2 separate regions of the Homo sapiens genome follow, and region 1 is linked to region 2. A link is an interaction called in ENCODE POLR2A ChIA-PET data of the cell type or tissue named here. Cell type or tissue: MCF 10A. All regions are shown on one strand.

The links. Peaks named below come from ENCODE experiments on the same cell type or tissue, not always from the same donor. Only the 100,000 strongest peaks of a DNase experiment are listed, where the experiment ranks them.
Region 1: POLR2A ChIA-PET joins it to region 2 with 5 read pairs; 16 of 35 experiments call an interaction of 5 or more read pairs at or near these places.

Annotation. Positions count from the first base shown.
Region 1 is chr11:64,863,219-64,865,718 of GRCh38, forward strand. The region is part of intron 2 of EHD1 (EH domain containing 1); the gene reads right to left. Among named protein-coding and RNA genes, the nearest start is that of MIR10392, 14 kb to the right of the region's middle. RefSeq lists an enhancer at 179-990. In MCF 10A, no CTCF peak of the experiment used is centred here; a DNase peak (open chromatin) is centred at 1,243.
Region 2 is chr11:65,005,580-65,008,079 of GRCh38, forward strand. No RefSeq gene overlaps it. Among named protein-coding and RNA genes, the nearest start is that of ARL2, 7.3 kb to the right of the region's middle. RefSeq lists an enhancer at 861-2,060. In MCF 10A, no CTCF peak of the experiment used is centred here; a DNase peak (open chromatin) is centred at 1,472.

The DNA.
Region 1 (2,500 bases), 140 kb before region 2:
GCCCAAACGAGTCCTCAGCCCACCACCTGCTCCTGGCATCTCCATGAAAAACACCACCCTCTTGCCAAGCTGGGGATGGAGATGGGCGCTCTCTAGACTGAGGGGGCAGAAAAACAGCAGCGAGGTGGGAGGTCCAAGGACAAAGCGTTAAGGAAAAGCAGCAGCTGGACAGGGTCGCCCACGGTGATGGGAGGGCAGCCCTGCCGTCCCCCAGTGGGAGCTGCTGCTGACTCCTCCACTACACGGGTTCCCCCTTGGTGGCATCCGCTGCTCCCACCCTGCAAAGCCCTCCAGGACAAAGGCAGGTCCACAGCCCAGGCTCCTGAGAGGCTGCCTCTACGCACAAGCACGCCAAGATAAATGGCACCACAGGGTGTGCGGAGTCAAGCTCGCTCATGGGATAAACACTCCTGCCGCCTGCCCCGGCCCCAGGCCCAAGCGTGCTTGGCGCCATCTGTGAGCCCAAAGCCACAGGGGCGCGGAGCCCCTCCCCACACCTGGCGCTCCCAGAAGGAACTCGGGCCACTAACTAAGATGGCTCTGCACTCCACTCCCGCCCCCTGCCACTGACTCTGTGACCTGAAGTTCTTTTCCTAACTTCTCAGTTACTTTCTCCATCTGTGAAATTTAAATACCAATTCCTCAGCCGGGCTGCAGGGAGGAGGGCGTGTGGGAGCACTGGGCCTCCAGCCCAGGACCCGACAGGGACAGCCTCCTTGGCAGGCTGGGGCAGGGGAAGCCAGGGCTCTGTGGGAACAAGGGGCCAGCGGCCTGGACCCATCACCGGTCAAGGACTTTCATCCTTGAGCAAAGTCACCAAAATGTAAGGAAAATCCCAAATCCACAGCTTCAGCCACACAGCCTCGGCAGCCTCTCCACAGGTGATGTGCGGCCGTTCCCTGCCCCAGCTCAACAGGAAATAGGGCACTCTGACCAGAAGCAGCCCCGAGGGCCAAGCTTCTTAACAGGGTAGCAGTGCAGGGGAGCCGGGGTCCTGGCCTCCAGCCTGGACGGGGAGGCCCGATCAGCCTTCCAGAGGCTCAGGTGGATGGTCGGAGACAGCAGAGCTGCCAGGTTCCCTGTGCCCAGAAGGTGTGGAAGGGCATCGTGCCAGGGCACCTCATGCCACCACAGGCTCCTGCTTCCAAAGTACAAGGCCCCGGGCACCCGGACTCCCTGCAGCTGGCTCTGAGCTCCACAGGAGAGGATGCCCAAAGAGTGAAGTCTCGGCAGAAAACCAGAAAGAGAGGCCAAGGGCAACATGAGGGAAACAGGGGCAGGGAGAGGCCGCCTCTGCCCCCGGGGGATGAGGCCACACTAGCTAAGCCTGCAGCGCCTGCCTGGGGCCCGCAGCCCACAGCCTTTTATGGCCAGCTCTGGGAACGCAGGTCAGTACTGAAAAGGCGATGACTCAAGGACTGAGGTTCCTCGCTCAGCAAAAAGGGGGCCCAGCTTCTCCCCTTGTCAAATCATTTGTCTTCAGCCCGCCACAAGCTGAAACTAGAATTCACACAGCTGGGGAGGCTGTGATGCCAAAACCGAGTTCTTGGGAATGAGGGCGCCCTGATGGGCTGTGCTCAGCCCATGTTAGCTTTGGCCTGGGAGTCAGGACGGCGCCTGGGGAGCTGAGGTCACCCTCCCAAACTCCACCCAGCAAGGCCCCACTCCCCCCTCCCCCTGGATGGCTGGGGGGCCCTGGGGAAAGAGAGAAAAAGGAGGGGAAGGAAGAAAGAAGAGTGAGCACTCCAAAACTCCCTGCCCCAGGTCCAGAAGCCCTGCCCCACCTGCTCTGAAACCCAGTTACTGGCCGTCATCTCAAGCTGGAGTCAACAGAGGTAAGCCCATTTCTTTGCAGGTGACTAAAATTTCCTGTTTATTACAGAAAATGTGCTTTTGCTGTGAGGGAAACACAGTGACTGGCCAGCCACACCCACAGGTGACAAAAAGGGCCACAGCACTCAGGCCTGTGCCATGCAGGCAGTGACCACGTAACTGCACGCCCCACCAGGCCCACCGGCGCTCCTTAGCCCACCAGGCCCTCGCTGCCCTCAAAGGCACCTCACTCAGCCTAAAAGACGCCGGGTTTCAAGAGGTGCCAAAGGCTACACTGCACAGCGGTAACACTGAGCCACTCTCTAGATCAGAGCTGGACGGCCGGTATCAAGTACAGAACAGGGCTTGCCAGCACCCCCGGCACTGCCCAAGGCAACAAGACTTCAGGCTTTGGCACCCACCAAGGTAGGGGCCTTGCTGTTAGCTTGACTAGCTCAGGCCCCAGTGGGAGTGACAGAACTGATGCCGAGCAAAAGGACACAGAAAACATGGCCCAAGCGGGTGGGCTGGAGAGAAAGGCCCACCTGCAGAGGGAGTGGTTTTAGTGAGTAAAAGCCAGAGCCCCCTCTGATAAGGGATCATAAGCCACCAGGAAGCTCTAGCTCAGAAAATCCTGGGACCTAGAAGACATGATGCTAAGTGATGAAATAAGTCTGTGACCTTTTCC
Region 2 (2,500 bases):
AGATACAGAGAGCACCAGAGAGCTCTGAGCAGAGGAGAACATGATCTGATGCATAGGTTAAAAGGGTCCCTGGTCGGGCTTGGTGGCTCACACCTGTAATCCCAGCACTTTGGGAGGCCGAGGCAGAAGGATCACTTGAGGTCAGGAGTTCGAGACCAGCCTGGCCAACATGATGAAAACCCACCTCTGTAAAAAATACAAAAATTAGCCGGACGTAGTGGTGCATGCTTGGAAGGCTGAGGTGGGAGGATCACTTGAACCCAGGAGGTAGTGGCTGCAGTGAGCCGAGATTGCACCACTGAGCAAGACTCTGTCTCAAAATAAATAAATAGGCTGGGCATGGTAGCTCACACCTGTAATCCCAGCACTTTGGGAGGCAGATGTGAGCAGATCACCAGAGGTCAGGAGTTCGAGACCAGCCTGGCCAACATGGCGAAACCCTGTCTCTACTAAAAACACAAAAATTAGCTGGGTATGGTGGTGGATGCCTGTAATCCCAGCTACTCGGGAGGCTGAGGCAGAAGAATCGCTTGAACCCAGAAGGCAGAGGTTGCAGTGAGTCGAGATCACGCCACTGCACTCCAGCCTAGGTGACAGAGTGAGATTCCATCTCAAAATAATAATAATAATGATAACAAATAAAAATAAAAAATAAAAAGGTTGGCCAGGCGCAGTGGCTCATGCCTGTAATCCCAGCACTTTGGGAGGCCGAGGTAGGTGGATCACCTGAGGTCAGGAATTCGAGACCAGCCTGGCCAACATGATGAAACCCCATCTCTACTAAAAATACAAAAATTAGCCAGACATGGTGGCTCATGCCTGTAGTCCCAGCTACTCTGGAAGCTGCGGCACAAGAATCATTTGAACCCAAGAGGCGGAGGTTGCAGTGAGCCAAGATCACGTCACTGCACTCCAGCCTGGGTGACAGAGTAAGACTCTGTCTCAATAAATAAATAATTAATTAATTAAATAAAAAAGGGTCCCTGTGCCTTGGAGCAGGGGAGCAGGGAAGCCGGTCAGGAGGCTGCTGCAGCGATCCAGGTGAGTGGGTGGGGGGGTCTGTCATGCGGAGAGAAGAGTGGTACCTGCCTCTTAGGTTCCGGAGTGAGGGCACAGCAGGACACGGGCAACCAGGGGCAGCAGCTGCGCTCCTGCGTTCATTCACCAGGCCTGGCCCCATGGAGGCAAGAAGCATCTAGCACAGCTTTGCTCCTGAGGGGCCACAGGCAACAGGTGAGGTGTACGAGCACATGGCTGTTGGAAGATCTCAGATTTTCAAGTCCTTTCTACCTCCTAAGGTTCTGGAAAAGCTTGCAGATGTCATGTGCCTTTGCGTGGTGAATAACACCTCCTTTTGTCATCTGGAGTTGGAGAGGATGCCTCTGCTGCCTCCCACACAGGCAGCTGGGCTAAGACCTGTAATGCAGATGCTTGAACACTCTGACTTGTCTTATGAGGCATGCAGCAGTGGCATGCAGGATGTACACACCCACTGAATCATCACTGACCAGCACTGAGGACCTGGCTGCCTTTGGATATGTAAAACCTACATAGGCTGAGCACAGCAGCTCACGCCTGTAATCCCAGCACTTTGGGAGGCCGAGCTGGGTGGATCACTTGAACCCAGGAGTTCAAGACCAGCCTGGCCAACATGGTGAAACCCTATCTCTTCTAAAAATACAAAAATTAGCCAGGCATGGTGGTGCATGCCTGTAATCCCAGCTACTCGGGAGGCTGAGGCAGGAGAATCGCTTGAACCCGGTAGGTGGAGGTTGCGGTGAGCCAAGATTGCGCCACTGCACTCCAGCCTGGGTGACAGAGTGAGACTGTCTAGAAAAAAAAAAAAAACCTGCCGGAAGATTAGCAGTGGGAGGGCAGAACTATGGTCTGTATGCAGTTGCCATCTCTGTGCTTCCAGTTCTTTGCTTATTAATTAGTAGGACAAAACCTACACTTGGGTAAGCTGCCAGCACGTGCTTGCTGGTGCCTCTGTCACAGGCATGTGGTCCAAAAAATAAGACTGGCATCCTAGATTGTCTTATCAGAGAGGGAAAACAGGTTTTCTGTCTTCTCATTAAAACTGTAACTTTATTATAAACAATCTAATATAAACAATGTAGGTTAAAAGAATTAAATAGGCCAGACATGGTGGCTCACGCCTGTAATCCCAATGCTTTGGGAGGCCAAGGTGGGGAGATCACTTAAACCTAGGATTTTGAGGTTAGCCTGGGCAACAAGGTGACCCAAACCCTGCACTCCAGCATGGGCCTGGGGTCCTGGCCTTGCCAATCTCACCTGGTCACAGTGATTGATGTCAGGAATAGGCACATGACCCAAGCCAGACCAAGGAAGGACAGGCCTGGGAGTTTTGTTGGAGTTACTGGGAAAGTGACAGGGTCTGGGGATGTGCCCCCCTGGGGTGATACTAAGCTGGTGTTTCTGGTGGCCGTCCTACTCCCATGAGCGGGTTCTGCCTGAGAATGTAGCCAGCCCGGAGGAC